Linked DNA regions of Homo sapiens: region 1 is linked to region 2. A link is a loop called in an ENCODE intact Hi-C map of the cell type or tissue named here. Cell type or tissue: B cell. All regions are shown on one strand. Each heading gives the region's core, and the rest is flanking DNA. Links, peaks and the distances in the headings are about the cores only.

Region 1 (11,144 bases), core at 2,049-10,048, 460 kb before region 2:
ATTTGTGATCACTTGGGGGAGAAGAGGCATTCTTGTTTTTGGAAGTTTCAGCATTGTTGTGCTGTTTTTTCTTCATTGTAGTGGATTTATCTACCTTTGATCTTTGAGGCTGGTGACCTTTGGATGGGGTTTTGTAAGGGTTTCTTTATGCTGATGTTGATGTTGTTGCTTTCTTTTTGTTAGTTTGTCTTTTAGCAGACAGGCCCCTCTTCCGCAGGTCTGCTGAAGTTTGTTGGAGGTCCACTCCAGAACCTATTTGTCTGGGTATCACCAGCAGAGGCTGCAGAACAGCAAAGATTGCTGCCTGCTTCTTCCTCTGGAAGCTTAATCCCAGAGGGGCACTGGCTTTATGCCAGCCAGAGCTCTCCTGTATGAGGTGTCTGTCAAACCCTGTTGAGAGGTCTATCCCAGTCACGAGGCACAAGGTTTAGAGACCCACTTGAGGAGGCAGTCTCTTCCTTAGCAGAGCTTGACCACTGTGCTGGGAGAAACCCCCTTGTCAGGATCTGCTGCTCTCCTCAGAGCCATCAGGCAGAAATGTTTAAGTTCACTGAAGCTGTGCCCACAGCCACCCTTTCCCCCCAGGTGCTCTGCCCCAGGGAGATGAAAGATTTATCTATAAGCCCCTGCCTGGGGCTGCTGCCTTTCTTTCAGAGATGCCCTGCCCAGTGAGGAGGAATCTAGAGAGGCAGTCTGGCCATAGCTGCTTTTGCCATGCTGTGTTGATTTCCCTTCAGCCTGTACTTTCAGGCCTTGTTAGCACTCTCAGGGGAAAACTGCCTAGTCAAGCCTCAGTAATGGCGGATGCCCCTCCCCCCACCAAGCTAGATCGTCCCAGGTTGACTTCAGAGTACTGTGCTGGCTGTGAGAATTTCAAGCCAGTGGTTCTTAGCTTGCTTGTCTCCATGGGAGTGGGAACCACTGAGCGAGACCACTTGGCTCTCTGGCTTCAGCCCCCTTTCCCTCTTTCCAGGGGAGTGAACGGTTCTGTCTTGGTGGAGTTCCAGGCGCCACTGGGAAACAACAAGAAAACAACTCTTGCAGCTAGCACAGTGACTGCCCAAACAGCCTCCCAGTTTTGTGTTTCAAACCCAGGTCCCTGGTGGTGTAGGCACAAGAGGGAATCTCCTGTTCTTTGGATTGCAAACCTGTGGGGAAAGCATAGTAAATGGGCTGGATAGCCCAGTCTCTCAGGGCTTCCCTTGGCTAGGGAACGGAGGCCCCCACTCCTTGCACTTCCCGGGTAAGGCAATGCCCAACACTGCTTCTGCTCGCCCTCCATGGTCTGCACCCACTGCCTAACCAGTCCCAGCGAGATGATTAGGTTACCTCAATTGCAAATGCAGAAGTCACTCCCCTTCTGCGTTGATCTCACTGGGAACTGCAGACTGAAGCTGCTATTCCTATTCAGCCATCTCGACATCCATCTTCCTAGGTTTTCTTCTAGGATTTTTTTGTTTTTTTTTGGATGGAGTCTTGCTCTGTCACCCAGGTTGGAGTGCAGTGGTGCCATCTCGATTCACTGCAACCTCTGCCTCCTGGGTTCAAGCGATTCTCCTGCCTCAGCCTCCTGAGTAGCTGGGATTACAGGGCACCTGCCCAGCTATCTGTCAATATTTTTATAGTTTGAGGTCTTACATTTAAATATTTAATCTACTTTAACTTAGTTTTCATATATGGTGACAGGTAGAGATCCAGTTTCATTCTTCTGCATACGGCAGGCAAACTATTATAGTACCATTTATTGAATAGAGAGTCCTTTCCTCCATTGCTTACTTTTGCTCATTTTGTTGAAGATCAGATGGTTGTAGGTGGCAGGTTTATTTCTGGGTTCTCAATTCTGTTTCCTTGGTCTATGTGTCTTTTTTTGCAGCAGTACCATGCTGTTTTGATTATTGTAGCCTTATAGTACATTTGGAAGTTGGGCAATGTGATGCTTCTGTATTGGCTCTTTTTGATTAATATTGCTTTAGCTGTTGAGGTTCTTTTTTTGTTCCAAATGAATTTAAAAATAATTTTGTCAAATTTTGTAAAAATGGCATTAATATTTTGATAGGAGTAGTGTTGAATCTGTAAATTGCTTTGGGCAGTATGGCCATTTTAACTATGTGGATTCTTCCAATATATGAGCATGAAATATTTTCCCATTTATTTGTGTTACCTCTGATTTCTTTTAGCTGTGTTTTGCAGTTCTGCTTGTAAAGATCTTTACCTCATTGGTTAGATGGGTTCCTAGGTATTCCTTTTTTTTTTTTTTGTGGCTATTGTAAATGGAATTCTGTTCTTCATTTGATTCTCACCTAGAACAATATTGGTGTATAAAAATGTTAGGATTTTTGTACATTGGTTTAGTATATTAAAATTTTAGTGAATTCATTTATCAGTTCCAGGAGACTTAGCAGAGTCTTTAGGGTTTTCTAGGTATTGAATCATATCAGTAAAGAGAGAGAGTTTGATTTTCTCTCTTTTTATTTGGGTGCCTTTTATTTATTCCCTTTCTTCATTGCGCTGGCTAGCACATCCAGTACTATATTGAATAGGAGTGGTGAAAGTGGGCATACTTGTCTTGTTCCAGTTCCCAAGGGGAACCGTTCCAGTTTTTGCTCATTCAGTATTACGTTGGCTGTGGGTTTGTCGTAGATGGCTTTTACTATTTTTAGGTATGCTACTTTAATGCTTAATCTGTTGAGGGCTTTTGTCATTAAGGGATGTTGGATTATATTATAGGCTTTTTGTGTATCTATTGAGATGATCATGTAGTTTTTGCTTTTGATTCTGTTTATTTGGTGAATCACATTTATTGATTTCTGTATGGTGAATCAACCTTGCATCCCAGAAATAAAACTTGCATGACTGTGTTGGATTAACTTTTTGATATGCTGGTGGATTTAGTTTGCTATTATCTTGTTGAGAATTTTTGCATCCATGTTCATCAGGGATATTGACTTGAATTTTTTTTTATTTTACTTTACATTTTGTCTCTGCCAGATTTTTGTATCAGAATGCTGCTGGATTCATAGAATGCATTAGGGAGAAGACTCTTCTTCGATTTTCTTGGGAAAGTGTGAGTAGGATTGGTATCAGTTTTTCCTTATATGTCTGGTAGAATTTGGCCGTGAATCCATGGTCCTGGGCTCTTTTTTGTTGGTAAGTTTTTTTATTAGTGATTCAATTTCTGAACTTGTTATTTATCTGTTCATGTCTTCACTTTTATCCCTGATTCTATCTTGGAAGGTTGTGTGTTTCTAGGAATTTATCCATTGTATCTATATTTTCTAACTTGTGTTCACAAAGGTGTTCTGTATAGTCTCTAAGGAACTATTCTATTTCTGTGGAATCAGTTGTAATATCATCTTTGTCATTTCTCATTGTGCTCATTTGGATCTTTATTTTTTATTATTCCTTGTTAGTTTAGCTAATGGTATATCAATCTTGTTTATTCTTTTGAAGGAGCAACACTTGTTTTCATTGATGTTTTGTATGGTCTTTTAGGTCTGAATTCAGCTCAGTTCTCTGATTTAGTTGTTTATTTTCTTCTACTTTATTCGGAGTTGGATGTTCTTTTTTCTTGTTTATCTGACTGTCTTTAGGTTGTTAATTTGACATCTTTCTAACCTCTTGATGAAGGTGTTTAGCACTACAAATTTGTCTCTTACCACTGCTTTAACTGCATCTCAAAGATTTGGTAAGCTGTGTCTCCTATTTCATTAATTTCAAAGTAATTTTTAATTACTGTCTTAATTTTGTTTTTTGCCCAAGAGTTATTCAGGAGAAAGTTGTTTAATTTCCATTTTCTGGTAGTTTTGAGAGATCTTGGTATTGATTTCTGCTTTTATTGCACTATGGTCTGAGAGTTTGCTTGGTATGGTTTTGATTTCTTTGAATTTATTGTGATTTGCTTTATGTCCAAGGATGTGGTGGACCTTAGAATATGTTCTGTGTATGGATGAGAAAAATATATATTCTGTGGTTGTTGTGTGGAGTACTCTGTAGAGGTTGATTGGGTCCAATTGATCAAATGTCAAGTTTCAATCCAGAATTTCTTTGTTAGTTTTCTGCCTCAGTGATCTGTCTAACTCAGTGAGTGGGATGTTAAAATCCCCCGTTATTATTTGTGGCTGTCTAAATCTTTCCATTGGTTAGGAAGAACTTCCTTTATGAATCCAGGTACTTCTACATTGGGTGTGTATATGTTTAGGATAGTTAAGACTTCCTGTTGAATTGAACTCTTTATTATTAAGTATTACCCTTCTTTGTCTTTTATGACCGTTGCTGGTTTAAAATTTGTTAATCTAATGTAAGAATAATGACTCCTGATCTTTTGTTGTTGTTGTTTTCTATTTGCTTGATAGATCTTTCTCCATCCTTTTACTTTGAACTTGTGGGTGTCATTGCAGTTGAAATGGGTCTCTTGAAGACAGTAGATTGTTGGGTTTTATCTTTTTATCTAGCTTGCCACTCTATGCATTTTAAGTGGTACTTTTAGACCCTTTACATTCAGGGTTAGTATTAATTTATGAGATTTTGATCCTGTCATCATGTTGTTGACTGTTTTTTAGACTTGACTGCATAGCTGCTTTATATTGTTTATGGGCCATGTGCTTGAGTGGATTTTTGAGGTAGCAAGTTTTGGTCCTTTATTTTCATATTTAGCACTCTCTTAAAGAACTCGGGTAAGGGTGGTCTGGTAATAATAAATTCCTTTAGTACTTGCTTGTCTGGGAAGAATTTTATTTCTCGTTTGCTTATGAAGTTTAGTTTCATGGAATATGATATTCTTGGTTGAAAATTCTTCACTGTAACAATATTGAAAATAGGCCCCCAATCTCTTCTCACTTGTAGGTTTCTTACAGAGAGTTCTTACAGAGAGTCTGGTGGGGTTTACTTTGTAGGTAACCTGATTTTTCTCTTTAGCTACTTTTAAGAGTTTTTCTTTTGAGTTGATCTTGGTGAATCTGATGACTATGTACCTTCCGGTTTGTCATCTTGTGTAGTATCTACAGGGGGTTTGTGTATTTATTGAATTTGTATGTCCTCCTCCCTGGGACGTTTGGGGAAATTTTCATGGACTATATCCTCAAATATGTTTTACAAGTTACTCTCTCTCCTTTTCTTTTGAAAACACCATGAGTCATACATTTGGTATCTTTACATAATCCCATATTTCTCAAAGGATTTTTTCATTTTCAAAAATTCTTTTTTCTTTATTTTTGTCTGACTGAGTTGATTGTATAAGCTGGTCTTCCAGCTCAGAGATTCTTTCTTCATCTTAATTTTTCTGCTGCTGATGCTTCAGATTCTATTGTGGAGATCTGGAAGTAAATTTTTCAGTTCCAAAAATTTAATTTGGTTCTTTCTTAAAATGGATATTTTATCTTTCAGCTACTGAATTGTTTTATTGGATTCCTTGGATTATGTTTCAACTTTCTCCTCATTCTCACTGAGCTTCCTTGTCATCCAGCTTCTGAATTCTATGTCCACAGTCAGCTCACTCTGGTTAAGAACCATTTCTGGGAGGCTAATGTGTACGTTTATAGGTAAGGGCAAACACTGGCTTTTTGAGTTGCCAGTTCTTGGATTCATTCTTTCTCATGTGTAAGGGTTGATGTTTCTTCACCCGTGAGATAAGTTGAGGATAGTCAGCTGGCTTTGTTTCTGGGTATATTTCAAAGGGTCATGACTTTGTACAGAATGTTTATTTCTGGCTGGATCTTTTCCTTAGTTTTCACAGGTGATACATACTTGCAAAATATTTTAGGTTTGCATTTTGACCTGAGATCCAGCAGGTGGCGCTTAAGAGTGCTAGCAGGCAGATAGGCTCTTCCTACTCTCTTTCAGGGCTCTTCGGTGTTCTGGCCAAGATGACAGTAGTCCTCTGTGGTGTGGGGGAGAGAGGTGACTCGCTCACCTAGATGGCTCCTGGGCTTTGGAGGAGCCCCCTTCGATCACTGGTTCCATGCCCTCACTTCTTTTGTTAGGTGTTCTGGTCCATGGGCTCCCTCAGGCAGGGACCACATTTAGTAGACAGGTCATATCCTTGCCAGGCTGGCCCTGTGGAACAAGGCACACCCCAATCCTCTGCCAGCCCATGAACCTGGGTATCTCCACTTCTCTCAGTGATCTGAGAACGAGGGCTCACCCTTGCTTGGCCACCACCAAGTCCTGATCATCTAAGAGCTGTGGGATGGGGTGGGGTCACTTAATCCCCTGTCTAGGTGCTTTCCGGGGGTTCAAGAAGTTGTGGCCACACACAGAGTTCAGGCAGATGTGGGAATGCTGGGCTGGAAGCTCTATCAGACATGGATTTCCTGGCTATGAGTGGCGGGTTTGGGTGCAGTTGCCTGACCTGCTGTTGGGTTATATTCTAGAGGCTGTTCCTGCCATCAGAGTTCAGACAGAAGTGGGACTGCTGGGCTGGAAGTTCTAGCTGCCTGGCTATGAGTGGTGGTGGGGGTTGTGGAATCACCTATCCTGCAGTTTTTCTGTTTCCCTGGATAACAGGAGGCTGTGTCCACTGGCAGAGTTCAGAAAGAAGAGGAACTGCTGGGCTGGAAGCTCTAGCAGGCATGGCCTGCTGGCTACAAGTGGCAGAGGTGGGCATTGTTGTTTGTGGGTCTCATTTTCCTTTTTTACTTGTATGCCTCATAAATTTTTGTTGAAAACTAGATGCTTTAGTTAATATATTTTATCAACTCTTGATTCTGATTTTTCTCTACCTCTGGGGTACGTTGCTGTGAATTTTGTTAGTATCACTGAAATTTTAGCTTTCAGGGAATTTTTTGTATCTAAGATCTTCCATATTCTGCTTCATGTAAAATCAGCCTCTCTTGGGCAGGGTTGAAGAGCTGCAAGTTCTTATGACCAGCCATGACCTTGTTTAGAACTTCCACAATAAGGTGCCACAGGTAATGGAAGCTGTTGGATGTAGCAGTATTCTCTACTTGCCCACAACAGATGCTGTGTAACATGGGTCTGGAAAGAATGGGAGTTGTCAGTCTTTAAGGTCTGCCTTGCCCTACCCAGTGTGAAAGTTTTGTACCTCAAAGCTGTATCTGAGAAGCGGAGGGGAAAACAGATCCCAGCTTAAATATCATAGACTCCAACTTTTCTTATTAGGAATCACTAATTTTTCTTGAATAAATGCTCCTGAATTTGCTTTATGCCATTTGATCATTTTTCACACTTGAAATGGTTGTTTCCAGTAATTTTTCCAGTTTTATTGCTGGTTTGCTTGAGAGAGAATTTGCTGAGCTTCTTACTCTGTTATTCTGGGATGTTCATTCTTATTTATATTTTTAATTATGTATTTGTTAGTTTAACAAAAAATAATTATGCATTTTGTGCAACAATGCAATGTCCTAGTCAATGCGGATTACATAGGTGAACAAGATAGAAACAGACCACAGCCTTTGAAGAGCTAACAATATAGCAGATTATTTTGTTAAGTAGAATCTTTGCTTAGACTACATGAACATTTCATTTTGTGTGTCTAGCTTATCAATTGGGGAGGTGACCAAGCCCACTCTGTTTAAATATCACAAAGTCAAGTTTGTTCTCAGAGAAAAAGAATGCTGTGATCAATTGTTAATGACTGGCATGGGTACAAGAGGGACTCTTGAGAGTGGCATGTTATGATTTTGCCAAACCTGACATATAAATCTTGAGTTTCACTCTAATGCTGGATGCTGAAGAGGTCACAAAAGATCTGCTTAGCATTCCTGGCACCAATATCAATGGGTTTCTCAGATGAGATCTTTAAAATGCTGTATGGCCAATGCTGTTCATCTCAGGATATAAATGGTCCAAGAGATCTTTGAGTACAGACACCTAAAGTGGGGAGAGGGGAGAAAGCCAGTGAAAGGCCACTTTTGTAAGCTGTTTCCTTCCATCTGTCCTGGTAATCACCTCTCCCAATTATTATGACATATAGGTGTTATGTTGATAATCGTGGTAGGACTAAAGTGGAAGAAAACTGTAAATAACTTCTTTGAGATACAATGATATGAAACATTGTTGATTGCATGTTATCAGGAAATAGCATAGGCTAATCAAATATTCAAAGAATCTGCAGGCTAGATTATTCTCTTTCATTACTGTGTTATTCCAGTGACATTATGCAAAGAAAGCAGGATGGGGCAGGGTGCCAAGACAAATAAATTTTTTTTGCAGTTTTTAGCATGGCTGTGAATGTTCTCCATGACATGCTTACCTTTTCAAACTCATGCTCCTCCTCTCACTCCTCTATTAAAAACTTACTCTCTCCAGTTAGTGTAGTGTTTATACCCTCTGTCCACAGTGTTCCTGTGTGTTTTTCTGTTCTATTGCTCATGGGGTTCGTACTGCGTGGACCATTGTAATACTTACTCAACATCCTTCCTCTGATTAATTTCTAGTTCTCCTTCAGGACCCAGATCAGGGGTCACCTATTCCAGAAAGCCTTCCTTTGTTTTCTTCTACTGAAATTCTCTGTTAACATTTGTTTGTCTCTTGTACTAAGCTAGGAGCTCCCTGAGAGCATGGAATGTATCTGATTCATCTAACACCAGTGCATACAGTATAGTTCACAATACATGCTTAATAAATTTATTCTCATTGTAGAGTGTCAATGGAGCAAAGTAGGAGAAGGTACTTTGCTTCACTGAGCACTAAGTGAGGCAGAAGAACAAGGGAAGAGAGTTAATTAGAAGCAATAGGATTTGGAGTCAGACAGACCTGGGTTTGAATCCTTATCACTTCACTTCATAGCTGAGAGACCCTGTTCAGCCTCCTGTTTCCTCTTCTGTGTAATAAATAAGATCACTTCCTCTGAAATCATAGGGCCTGGGTTAAAGTCCCAGTTCGTATATTATCTTAGCTATGTGACTTTGGAAATGTTTCCTAAAGATTTTTGTGTCTAAATTCCTTCATCTGTAAAATGAGGACACTAATAATTTCTCCTTTTTATAGGGCTGCTGTAAGATAAAATGAGATGAAACATGTAAAACTCAGAACAATTCTAGGAATAGATAAAACAAGGAAAACACATATAACTAATACTACGAAGTAAAGCAGAGATATTGATATTACCTACATTAATATCAATATAAACATATACATGTCTCCAATAAATGGTATCATTATCACTATTATTAATAATTTTAAAGCACTCTACACATTATTACATTATATCCTTCCAACCATCCTTCAAAGTCAATCTAGCATCCTCATCTTAGCTGTAAGAAAGCCAAGGCTCAAAAATTAAATATCTGATTTAGTGTACCCATCTTGTAAGTAGGAGACAAACATAAAAAGCTTATACAAGCTTGAGAAACTGAGAGGGGTATTTCTCAGTAGGAAAAAAAAGAACCAGGAATAAAACATTAACCTATTTGGCATCCAACAATTCTACATCTTTGACAAAAGGTCTCACAAACCTCTTATATTTTCAGCTTTAGTAAAGACAATAAAAACAAAACATGAATGAGCATTATTAACCCATACATGTAGTGAAAATAACATTGCATTTAAAGTCAGATAGAATACAACTGAATTTCAGTCCTGACCCTGACCCTTAAATCACTTTATACATCATTCAGTTTCCTCAGGTTTTACACAAAGATAACTTCAGTTGCTGTGAGGGATTTGGGGGAAACATAAATGAGATAATGTATAGAATTTCTGGCTTCTAGTATCTCGTATATATTAGATACTTGCTAAATTGCAGCTATCATCTATCATGGGTCTTGTATCCATATTACCTAGAATATCATCTGGCTTACAAGGAACACTCTTTAAATGTGTTCAAGGCTAAACTAGAGGGAAAAGTTACAAACCATAGGAAGCCTCAAGCTGAGGAAAATCCTCCCCAAAAGGTATAAACAGTATATTTCTCCTTGGGTTCTAGCCTATTGACTAAAGTATTTTACCTGTCTTCAGAAACTGAGTAACTAGGTGATAGAAACTTAAACGCAGCAATTTAGGCAGCATGTTTTTTCAAAGACTTAAGAAATTAAGGCCAGGCATGGTGGCTCATGTATGCAATCCCAGCACTCTGGGAGGCCAAGGCGGACAGATAATCTGAGGTCAGGAGTTCAAGACCAGCCTGGCCAACATGGTGAAACCTGTCTCTACTAAAAATACAAAACTTAGCTGGGTGTGGTGGCACACTCCTGTAATCCCAGCTACTTGGGGGTCTGAGGTAGGAGAATCGCTTGAACCTAGGAGGTGGAGGTTGCAGTGAGCCGAGCTTGTGCCATTGCATTCCAGCCTGGGCAACAAGAGCAAAACTCCAAGAAGGAAGGAAGGAAGCAAGGAAGGAAGGAAGGAAGGACAGGAAGGAAGAAATTAAGAGTGAGTGATCAAAGCCAGGGAGAGAGTAAGGGTAAGGAAATTAAGGATAGGGACTGTTTAATATCCTCTCCCTCATCCTCCACAACCCTTATGTTAATTAATTTACACGTATTATTTCATTTAATCTTAACTGCAACACTGCAAGGCATAGATTACCCTGACTTCCTAGATAGGAAATAAGTTGAGAAAGATTCAATGTCTTCCTCCAGATGCACAAGTAGAAAATTGCAGAGCAAAGGATTCCAAATTCTAACTTTAAGTGGACCACAGGTTTATTGGGTGAGAACGTGTATTTGATGAAGAGTTCTCTATCTTCATCTCAAAGAATAGTGTGGTTCCCTGGGACAAGACTCTGGAGAAACCATAGAAACTGACCTAGTACATGTCCAGGGGCCTTTAGACTTCACATAATCATGATCCATCCATGGCTTAAAAACCAGGTGAAGAAAATTAGTTTGGTGAATAGAATGAATTGAATTCAAAGGGGATGATAGCTAAGTCAAGTAAATGATCCCTTGGAGAATTGTCTTCTGTACAAGAATCTTCTGGGAAGCCACAGATCCTGATAAAAGCTTAACTTGGTTTAATTCAGAGCAGCCAGGGGAGACTTTGGATCTAGTGTGATCACACTGAGTGATAGAAGACAAGTGGCTGAACCTCCCTGAGGCACAGTTCTGTAAAATGTGGATACTCATATGCACTTGTAGGATTATTGTGGAGAAACCAGATATTGGCAAAGTATCTTCAACATATGACATTAGCAACTGTTTTCTGGAGTTTTCAATCACACAGCACTTTTATACCTGCATGTTTAA
Region 2 (11,144 bases), core at 1,872-9,871:
CAGGAGATACATTGGACTCTATTAAAATTAGAATAAATGCATCAAGGGACACCATCAACAGAATGAAAAGACAACTCACAGAATGAGACAAAAATTGTAAATTATATATCCAATGAGAAACTAACATCCAGAATATACAAAGAATTCCCACAACTTAATGATAATAAACAAGCACCAACTAAAAAGTGGGCAAATGAATTGAATAGGTATTTCTCCAAAGAGATACAAATGGCCAATAAAAGCATAAAAAGATGCTCAGTTTCACTAATCATTAAGGAAATGCAAGTCAAAAGTACAATGAGGTACCACTGCACAATCATTATGATGACTATTACAAAAAAAATAAAAACTGTGAGTGAAGATGTGGAGAAATTGGAATACTTGTGCATTACTGACAAGAATGTAAAATGGTACAGCCACAGTGGAAACAGTTTGGCAGTGCCTCAAAAAGTTAAATTATCATATGATCCAGTAATTCTACTTCTCAGTATATACTCTAATGAAGGGCAAGCAGGGATTTGAACAAATATTTCTATACAAATGTTCATAGCATCATCATTCACACAGCCAAAAGATGGAAACAACACTAATGTCTATTGTCAGATGAATTGAAAAACAAAATGTGATATATAGGTGCAATGGAATATTACTCAGCCTTAAAACGGAATGAAATTGTGATAAATACTATAATATAAATGAATCTTGAAGACAGTATGCTACGTGAAAATAGACATAAAAGAACAAATATAGTATGATATCACTTATATGAGGCACCAAGGAAAAGAAGTTACCAGGGACTGAGGGAGGGAGGAATAGGGAATTATTTTTTAATGGGTACATATTTTATGTTTGGGATAACAAAAAAGTTCTGAAAACGGATAATGGTGATTGCACAACAATGTGCATGTACTTACTGCCACTAAATTGTACTCTTAAAGTGGTAATTTTATGTCATAGTATAGTTCACTCCAATTAAAAAATTTTATAAAATTAATAAAAATAATACACCTCAATAGGATGAAGGGAAAAAAATGATTATCTCAATTGACACAAGAAAGCATTTGACAAAATCCAACACCCTCTAATAATAATAATAATAAACCTGTCAACAAACTAGGAATAGAAGGGAACTTCTTCAAGATAAGAGACATATATGCATTAAAAAAAGAGCTAAATTCACATTCAACAGGGAAAGGCTGAAACCTCTCCCCCTAAGTATAAGAAGAGGACAAGAATGCCCCCTCACTATTTCCATTCAGCATTGTACTGCAGTAGGTTCTAGACAGGGCAATCAAGTAAGAAAATAAGTAAATAAAAGTTATCCATATTAGGAAAATGTAAAACTATCTTTATTTACTGATAATACCATTGTATATAGAGATGATCCCAAAGAATCCATTAGTAACTACTGAAATGATTAAAAGGATTCAGTCAAATTTCAGGACATGCTATGGATTGAATGTTTGTGGCCCTGTCCCCTAAATGTATATGTTAAAGCCTAATCTCCAGTGTGATAATATTTGAAGATGGAGCCTTTGGGAGATAATTAGGTCATGAGGGTAGAGCCCCTATGGATGGGATTAATGCTCTTATAAGAAGTAGCCAGAGAGCTAGCTCTCTCTCTGCTCTCCACCATGTGAGGGTATAATGAGAAGATAGCCATTTGGAACCAGAAAGAGGGCCTATCCCCAGGGAACGAAATTGGCCTGTACTTCTTATCTTGGACTTATCTGGAGACCCAGTCTCCAGAACTGTGAGAAATATATGTTTATTGTTTCAGCCACTCATTCTATGGTAATTTGTTATAACAGCCTGAACTAAGACAAGATACAATATCAAGGCTTAAAAATCATGAGGGCTCAATCCCACAAGACTGCCCTGCACTTTAGATGCCAATTACAAGTTCCAGATTATGATCTGTACTTCTAACAGACCAACTATAAATCAGGGTTCTCATTCAATTAATTTGCTAGAGCAGCTCACAGAACTCAGGGAAACACTTTACTTACATTTACCCATTTATTGTAAAGGATATTACAAAAGATACAGATGAACACCCAGAAGGAAGAGATACATTGGGCAAGGTATGTGGAATGGGGTACCAAACTTCCATGCCCTGTTCAAGTGAGCCACCCTTCAGGAACCTCCACGTGTTCAGCTATCCCAAAGCTCTCTCTTTTTTTTTTAATTTTATTATTATTATACTTTAAGTTTTAGGGCACATGTGCACAATGTGCAGGTTAGTTACATATGTATACATGTGCCATGCTGGTGTGCTGCACCCATTAACTCGTCATTTAGCATTAGGTATATCTCCTAATGCTATCCCTCCCCCCTCCCCCCACCCCACAACAGTCTCCAGAGTGTGATGTTCCCCTTCCTGTGTCCATGTGTTCTCATTGTTCAATTCCCACCTATGAGTGAGAATATGCGGTGTTTGGTTTTTTGTTCTTGCGATAGTTTACTGAGAATGATGATTTCCAATTTCATCCATGTCCCTACAAAGGACATGAACTCATCATTTTTTATGGCTGCATAGTATTTCATGGTGTATATGTGCCACATTTTCTTAATCCAGTCTATCATTTTTGGACATTTGGGTTGGTTCCAAGTCTTTGCTATTGTGAATAGTGCCGCAATAAACATACATGTGCATGTGTCTTTATAGCAGCATGATTTATAGTCCTTTGGGTATATACCCAGTAATGGCATGGCTGGGTCAAATGGTATTTCTAGTTCTAGATCCCTGAGGAATCACCACACTGACTTCCACAAGGGTTGAACTAGTTTACAGTCCCACCAACAGTGTAAAAGTGTTCCTATTTCTCCACATCCTCTCTAGCACCTGTTGTTTCCTGACTTTTTAATGATTGCCATTCTAACTGGTGTGAGATGGTATCTCATTGTGGTTTTGATTTGCATTTCTCTGATGGCCAGTGATGGTGAGCATTTTTTCATGTGTTTTTTTGGCTGCATAAATGTCTTCTTTTGAGAAGTGTCTGTTCATGTCCTTTGCCCACTTTTTGATGGGGTTGTTTGTTTTTTTCTTGTAAATTTGTTTGAGTTCATTGTAGATTCTGGATATTAGCCCTTTGTCAGATGAGTAGGTTGCGAAAATTTTCTCCCATTCTGTAGGTTGCCTGTTCACTCTGATGGTAGTTTCTTTTGCTGTGCAGAAGCTCTTTAGTTTAATTAGATCCCATTTGTCAATTTTGGCTTCTGTTGCCATTGCTTTTGGTGTTTTAGACATGAAGTCCTTGCCCATGCCTGTGTCCTGAATGGTAATGGCTAGGTTTTCTTCTAGGGTTTTTATGGTTTTTAGGTCTAACATTTAAGTCTTTAATCCATCTTGAATTAATTTTTGTATAAGGTGTAAAGAAGGGATCCAGTTTCAGCTTTCTACATATGGCTAGCCAGTTTTCCCAGCACCTTTTATTAAATAGGGAATCCTTTCCCCATTGCTTGTTTTTGTCAGGTTTGTCAAAGATCATATAGTTCTAGATATGCTTCCAAAGCTCTCTTAACCTTGTTATTTTGGGTTCTTATGAAGGCTTCATTATGTAGACATCATGAGCCATTGGTGATCGATTCAACCTTTAACTCCTCTCTGCTCCAATCTTCTAATCATGCCCTGGTCTTTGCCGTGAACAGCCCACATCCTGAAGCTATCTAGGGGCTGCCAATCATCAGTCATCTTATTAGCATACAAAAGACACTCTTATCTCTCAGGATACTTCAAGGGTTTTAGGGGCTGTATGCCAGAAAAGGAGATCAAAGAGCAAATATATATTTCACAATATCACAGTAAACAATTCCATTTACCATAGCGTCAAAAATAATAAAATAACTTAGAAATAAATCTAACCAAAACTATAAAACATTGCTGAAATAATTTAAAGAAGATCTAAATAAATTGCAAGATACCCAGTGTTCATAGGAAACTCTGTTTGTGGGAAATTATGCCCTCTGGAAACTCTGTGTTCATGGATTGTAAGACAATATTGTTGAGATAACAATACTTCCCAAGTTTATCTGCAGAGTCAGTGCAACCCTTATCAAAATCCCAACAGTCCTTTTGTTCAGAAAAGGAAAAGACAATCCTAAAATTCATATGAAATTGAAAGGAACTATGAAATTAGCTGAGCATGGTGGTACATGCCTGTAACCCCAGATACTCAGGATGGTGAGACAGGAGAATCGCTTGAACCCGGGAGGTGGAGGTTGCAGTGAGCCGAGATTGTGCCACTGCACTCTAGCCTGGGCGACAGAGCAAGACTCTGTCTCAAAAAAAAAAAAAAAAAAAAAAAAAAAAAAGGAGCATGAGTAGCCAATACAATCTTAATAATATTTTCAGAGAAATCACACTTACTGATTTCAAACATACTGCACAGTTACAGTAATCAAAAAATAAATGTGGTTCTTGCATAAAGATAAATTAAAAACGTGGTTTTTGCATAAAATTCTATGAAATAGAATTAAGAGTCCAGATATAAGCCTATACATCTGTACTAAATTGATTTTCAACAAGTATGCCAAGACAATTAAAAAGGCTAAGAATTGTCTCTTCAACAGAAGGTGCTGAGACAACTGGATATCCATGTGCAAAACAATGAATTTGGTCCCCTTCATCACACCATACATAATAATTAACTCAAAATGGGTCAAAGACATAAATATAAGAGCTAAAAACAAACAAAATTTTACAAGAAAATATAGGGGTACATTTTCATGAACTTGGATTTGGCAGTGTTTATTTAGGTGTGACTCCAAACGCACAACCAAGTTTTAAGCTTTTGTGCATCAAAAATACTATCAAGAAAGTGAAGACACCCCACAAAACGGGATAAAATATTTTCATATCATATATCTGATAAGGTTCTCTCATCCAGAATTTAAAAAGAACAATTAACAGCCCTGCTACAAACAATTCATTTAAAAAATGAACAAAGCACTTGAAATAGACATTTCTCCAAAGATACACAAATGTCCAACAAGCACACAAAAAGATGCTCATCCTCATTAGTCATTAGAGAAATGCAAATTAAAACCACAATTAGGTACCACTTCATACCCACTAGGATGGCTGTAACGATAAAACTGATTGAATCACTTCTAAAATGTCTTTCTCCACAGATTTATGATCTCACAAATTCCTGTTTTAATTATAGCAATTGTTCTAAGTTTAGTGTCTAGGTTATTCTGTTCAAGTGAACAGAATAATTCATGCGCAAGCACAATTTATAGGTATTTAACAATTAAACGTCTGAAGATAGGAGGCAACGGCAAAATTATGAAAAATCCTAATGCTTAATTTTATGAAGCTACTACAAAACATGTTCTCAGAAAATATCTAAAAAATTGAGCAAATGTTTATTCTACATGGAAATGAGCAGGACATGAAAGTGCATATTCAAAATTATCCAAGCTTTGTAAGAGCTTAGAAAAAAGGAAAAGGAAATAGTGTTAATATTTCACTGTGAGCCCTGGAAAATGGGAGGCCGGCTTAGTTAATTATTTTCTCTTCATGTCAATTTTCTGAATTTTACAGTGTCAATATTGTGCATGCAATTCTTTTGCAATCAGGGGAAAAGAAAAGAAATCCTCAAGAAGTTAAGTCTGGGAATGACAAGTCAGTAAAAATTACGTAGATTGGGTCAAGATGGCAGCCTGAACACTGAGCAGTAGCGCATTTCTCTTGTCCTACCACAAATCCCCTTCAATGGAGGGTGGGGGGACGCGGGGAGGGAGGGGAAAGGAAAGGGCTAATTCCTGAAAGGTGGAAAGCAGAAGGGGCAGGGGCGCAGAGGGTTGAGGTTAGGTGAGGGGAGGGGCGCGTGCTAAACCAGAAGAGGTAAACCAATGCAGTGAGAGAGAGGTGGTTGTGGGCTCCACAGCTTCTGATTTGGAGGAAGCTGCGAGACCGAGAGCCTAGGAGCACCTTCCACGCCCAGGGCTGTGGTACAGGTTGGTGGGGGAGGGGCGCCACGCGGTGTTTGGCAGGAAGGGGAGGCCTCTCTACTGACCGGAAGCTGCGCTAGAAAAAGAAGGAGGAGACTGCGGCGCAGCAGCGACTAGTGGGAGTCCGATGTGGGAGAGGGGCTGCGGCCACCGCCACCGCCGCCGCCACCAGGAAGGCGGAGGACGCAGGAGCCAAGAGCAAGGGACGCCGCCACGGTCATCTTCGCCTGCCCCGCCGCCCTCTTAGAGACACTCATTGCCTATGGATCATCCTCTCCCAGCTTTTGCAAGCACCGGGCTGCTCGCCCGCTGATTTTCCTCCTCCATAGGCTCACTGCGGAGGCAACGGCGAGGTGTCCGATTTGTGCACTTGAGGCCCGCAATCCGGGACGGTGGGGAATCTGCGCCTCCTGGCCGGGTAGTGTTGGAAGCAGGGCGAGGGGAATGGGGAAACGCTTCGTATTTCACCGAACCGCAGATCTTAGCCAGACTGAGCTGGGGAGGAAGGTTACTGCAGGCACTCAGCCAGGGTGCCTTGATTTCCAGCTTTGCTATCTAGCTTTCGGGAAAAACAGGTGTGGGTTTACTGGGTGCGCTGATTAGGAGAAAAAGCTCTCCGTGTTATGCATTGATTTTGTTAATTTCCTTTCTCGGTCCACCTGGCAACTGTGCTCCTCTTCGCAGGCATGAAGACCCCGTTTGGAAAGGCAGCTGCAGGGCAGCGGTCCAGGACGGGCGCTGGCCACGGCAGTGTGTCTGTTACCATGATAAAGAGGAAGGCTGCACACAAGAAGCATAGGAGCCGACCCACCTCCCAGCCTCGGGGGAACATCGTGGGCTGCAGAATTCAGCACGGATGGAAAGATGGAGATGAACCTCTAACACAGTGGAAAGGAACCGTTCTGGATCAGGTACCTGTAAATCCCTCTCTGTATCTTATCAAATATGATGGATTTGACTGTGTTTATGGATTGGAACTTCACAGAGATGAAAGAGTGTCATCACTTGAAGTCCTTCCTAATAGAGTTGCATCATCTAGAATCAGTGATACACACTTGGCAGAAATAATGGTTGGCAAAGCAGTGGAACATATTTTTGAGACAGAGGAAGGTTCCAAAAATGAATGGAGGGGGATGGTCTTAGCTCAGGCACCTGTCATGAACACATGGTTTTACATTACCTATGAGAAAGATCCTGTATTATATATGTACCAGCTCTTAGATGATTATAAAGATGGTGACCTCCGCATCCTTCAAGATTCCAATGATTCTCCTCTGGCAGAGAGGGAGCCAGGAGAAGTCATAGACAGCCTGGTAGGCAAACAGGTGGAATACGCCAAAGACGATGGCTCCAAGAGAACTGGCATGGTCATTCATCAGGTAGAAGCAAAACCCTCTGTGTACTTCATCAAATTTGATGATGATTTCCATATCTATGTCTACGATTTGGTAAAAACATCTTAGAGGTCATCTTGAAATTTGCCAAATATATGAGACTCTAAATCTGTAGACACAGAAAGTCTTGATTGCTTTCCAGTTTGTAAGAACCATCTTCTCCCTTTTTGCACGTTTTGCTTGGCAAAAAAATTGGAACTTCTGCCCTCTCATACGTTTTTGGAAGAAACCTTTTGCCCATCTGTCCAACCTTTTCACTGGTTCCTCTCCGCAATTTAACTGATTAGTGAGAAGGGTAAAGTCTGACATCCATTGGCTCATACTTTTTTTTATCTTGGGTGGTGTTAATAGATTAAAGGTAGCTGAACACCTCTCACCTCACTCTTTTTGGCACTTGGACTCTACACTCATTGAGGTGTGAAGCTTGCTGAGATATCCCATGTGACTGGCTGGGTAAGTGTCTTTGCAATCTCAAATCTCCCCCAAGTGGCTTCAAAAATCTAACTTGGGAAAGAGTGGGAAGCCCATTTTGGTCTCTTGTTCAAGTTGCATTCTCAGTTCTAACTGTACTAAAAGTAAGGCTAATAATTTTGCTCTCTTTCCGGTTCTTTCACCTATTGCTCAACTGTTTTAGAATTAAGAAGGTAATTACTTTGCATTTTAGTACCTAACCATAGGCTGAGAAACCTTGCAAAACTGATAAGAAGACAAGCATTTGGGGACCAAACTCCAAGTGGAGAGATCAAGATTTCTGGTGGAGCTTAAGTGAAAGGTTTTAGTCATCAGTGGCATTAGGGTCTCTCTTGTCTCCAATAGCTCTGGCTGGTATCTGCAGACATGGAGTAGGTTTTAACTGATAGAAGCTGTGCAGGCAGACTTTAGCACAAATGGTCTTTGCCAGCCCAGAGGAGCATTAAGCCAGGCTCTAGCTAGAGCCCTCAGTCACAGGCAAAGGCTGGGTTTGGCTGGGTTTGGACAGATCTGTCCAGAACCTCAAAATGAAAGAGGAGAAACCTAGAATCAAACTGAGATACAGATTTCTTTGCTGTGCTAAGAGAGACTCAAGTTTTAGATTTGATTCTTAGGAGACTGAATTCAGAGTCCCAGCATGTGAGGTGGGCAAGGCACTTGTGAGAACCAAGAATGGCTGAAAGCAGGCTATACTTCCTTGCAGGGACTGGTGGGCTCATCTATTATGGTATCCCAGCAGGACTTGGAACACAGTCAGTGGTAGGTAATCTGTAGGCTTAATGATGTTTTAAGTGCTGGCATTGGTAGATAGAAATCTAATAGATTTTTGTTAGTGTTTGGATTTTTAACTATCCTGTTTCTTGGCTGGCCCTAAGAAACTTATATGCAGATAAGGGTGAGTTCTACTGTGGCAGAAAAGTAAACAATGGAAGGGCCTTTGAGCTTTCCATTATTAAAGAGCCATTGGCGGAGGTTAACCAAAGCCTAGGAAAGAAAAGTTGAAGTACAAGCATGGTTTTTGAGAGAAGCACCTGGCCAAAACCAAAGCTTTCTCATTGAGGTTCTCACAGAAGCTCCATTAGCAGTAACAGCCTAATAAGGCCATGGAGTTCTGCACATTTGGGGCTGGGACTCAAGGCAGTACAATCATATTGGGACTGTACTGCAAGATATCTTCCAAATTAGTTTAAGTTCACAGGTCATGGAGTCCAGACTACCGGCACAGATTGGCATCCTGCTGAGGATGAAACAAAGAAGATGTTCTCTTTTCTCCTATGTTTTATCTGTCTACTTTTGCTTTTTGATGCCACTAAGTCTCTACTATGATGTTTGACTGACAACAGCAATGTGGGTCTGTATTGCCCTATGTTCTAAGTCCTGGGGTCATATATTTGCTTAAAAAAACTGTTCTAGTGGCTGGGGACTAGTGTGCTTTCTAATTTTTTTGATGTGAGGTTGATATTGTGATAATCTTATGTCTTCTTGACCCTTTGGACTCTTTAATATGTATGACATGCAATTGTGGGGTTAGATTAATTCAACTCCTGAGGTCCTGAAGGAACTTCACCCAGTCAAGAGGAAGACAGCCAAGGCTGCAGCTGCTGAAGGAACCCCATATCTGGGCAGACATCTTTGTGAGATCTATATGGCTGAAATGAGAAAAACGAGAAATTGGGAAAGGCAGAATTTTGGACTTTAATTATTTTGGACTTTGAATTAGAAATTTAATTTTGGGCAGTCCTTTTTCCCTTGGAGTTTAATAGTTGATGGGGTGGGGGTGAGGTCATATAGTTCAAACTAAGGCATTTTTATTATGTTGTTGATATTGTATTATTTGGAGTATTTTAATGCTATCTTTGGGAGTCATTGTATAATTGTTGTCAGCTATGTCAGGAAATATGGCTGGACATAATTGTAAATTAGGGCTGCAATTGTGATCAAATTTTCAGTCTAGGGTGTAATGTAGCCTTAGAGTTAATTTAATTACTGTTCTATTTTGACTTATTTCAGAGCCTCTTGGGGGCAAAAACAACTGCTCACCAATCTTACATTGATGGGAGCAGAACTTTTCTAAGATACTGTTGGTCTCCCTGGAAGGGGACAGCCACAGCCCTGTTTGTTGACCAGAGTCTTGAGCATTAACCATTGTGGCTTAAGAGAATGAAAATGTACAAGGGTATGATGGGATCTATCCTCTTCCTCTCTCCATGCTCCTGACTCAAGAAAAGGAAAAGACTTGCATCTCTCAAAAATGTTTGGAAGAAAGTTCTACCCATCTTCTCTTACACTCATTCAATCTTATGCTTGGGAGGAGGAATAACTTGATGAGATTGAGAAAATGGTTATAATGGATAGGCAGCTTAGGCCACTCTTGGATCTTGAGTTCGTTCCACACAGCAAGATGTGGGAAAGACTGCAGTCCTTCACTACATGGCTGGGTAAACATCTGCTTTCTAGACCCAACTATCTCTCCTTGGGGTGGGGGAATCCCAAAGTCGTTAGACTTATGATAGAAGTTCATTTCAGCCTCAGGTCCAAGCCATGTTCTCCAATCCAGCTCTATCAGCTATAAAGCTGGTATCTATTTTGATTCTTTTTTACAGTTTTAATATATAAATTGTTTTTTAGAAAAATAACACATGCCTATGGTAAAAGTCAAACAGTATAAAAGGGTATACTATTAAAAAGTAAGTCTCTCTTCCTCCTTCTCACCCCTGGCCTCAGTTCCCTGGTCCCATTTTCAAAAAGTAACAACTGTTACCAGTTACTGATGTATCATTCCAGAGATATTCCATGTATTTACAAGCATATTGTGTGTGGGTATGTGTGTATCAGGTTTTTTTTTTTTTTTTACACAAATGGTGGCATACTATACATGCTGTTCTGAATTTTGCTTTTTTCACTGAACAATATATTAAAGCTGATATCTTAATCCCTATTTGATTCCTGTGTATATTTTTTAATTGGTTCAGAATCTGGAAGGGAAGGAGGTGTAATTAATTCAAACCTTCAGACCCTAACCCAGTTTAATGAAAACTTACATGACCCTACAAACCCACAATTTCTGCCAGTCCAATTTTTCTCAAAAGTAGAATGTGAAATATATGTGAACATAACGTATTCTCTGAGAGGAACTTCTCAAGAGAGGCCAGTATATTTTTACTGAGGGAAGTTAAAAGGAAAACCAATTATATATTGAAGCTGTGGGGAAAGTTAAGGTACTATATAATTAATAAACCAGAAATGAAATGAACAATTATTTTTTTCTGTTTAAACTTGCACTCACATCTACTGCAATATGCAAATTCATATTTATAGCTT

Evidence for each region. Peaks named below come from ENCODE experiments on the same cell type or tissue, not always from the same donor. Only the 100,000 strongest peaks of a DNase experiment are listed, where the experiment ranks them.
Region 1: a loop joins it to region 2, with 5 times the contacts of the local background. A loop is called at or near these places in 2 of 110 quality-filtered maps.

Annotation. Positions count from the first base shown.
Region 1 is chrX:57,448,814-57,459,957 of GRCh38, reverse strand. All of the region lies in intron 10 of FAAH2 (fatty acid amide hydrolase 2), which reads right to left. Among named protein-coding and RNA genes, the nearest start is that of ZXDB, 140 kb to the left of the region's middle. RefSeq lists an enhancer at 5,701-5,840 and a silencer at 8,148-8,442. In B cell, for the core only: a CTCF peak has its summit at 5,765 (motif pointing right); no DNase peak of the experiment used is centred there.
Region 2 is chrX:56,990,448-57,001,591 of GRCh38, reverse strand. SPIN3 (spindlin family member 3) reads left to right here and starts at 6,051. Exons shown (of 2, transcript NM_001010862.3): 1 at 6,051-6,376; 2 at 6,643-10,761. The coding sequence starts at 6,645. The coding sequence ends at 7,421. RefSeq lists an enhancer at 6,020-6,119. In B cell, for the core only: no CTCF peak of the experiment used is centred there; a DNase peak (open chromatin) is centred at 5,981; H3K4me3 peaks cover 1,598 bases; H3K27ac peaks cover 1,237 bases; H3K27me3 peaks cover 483 bases.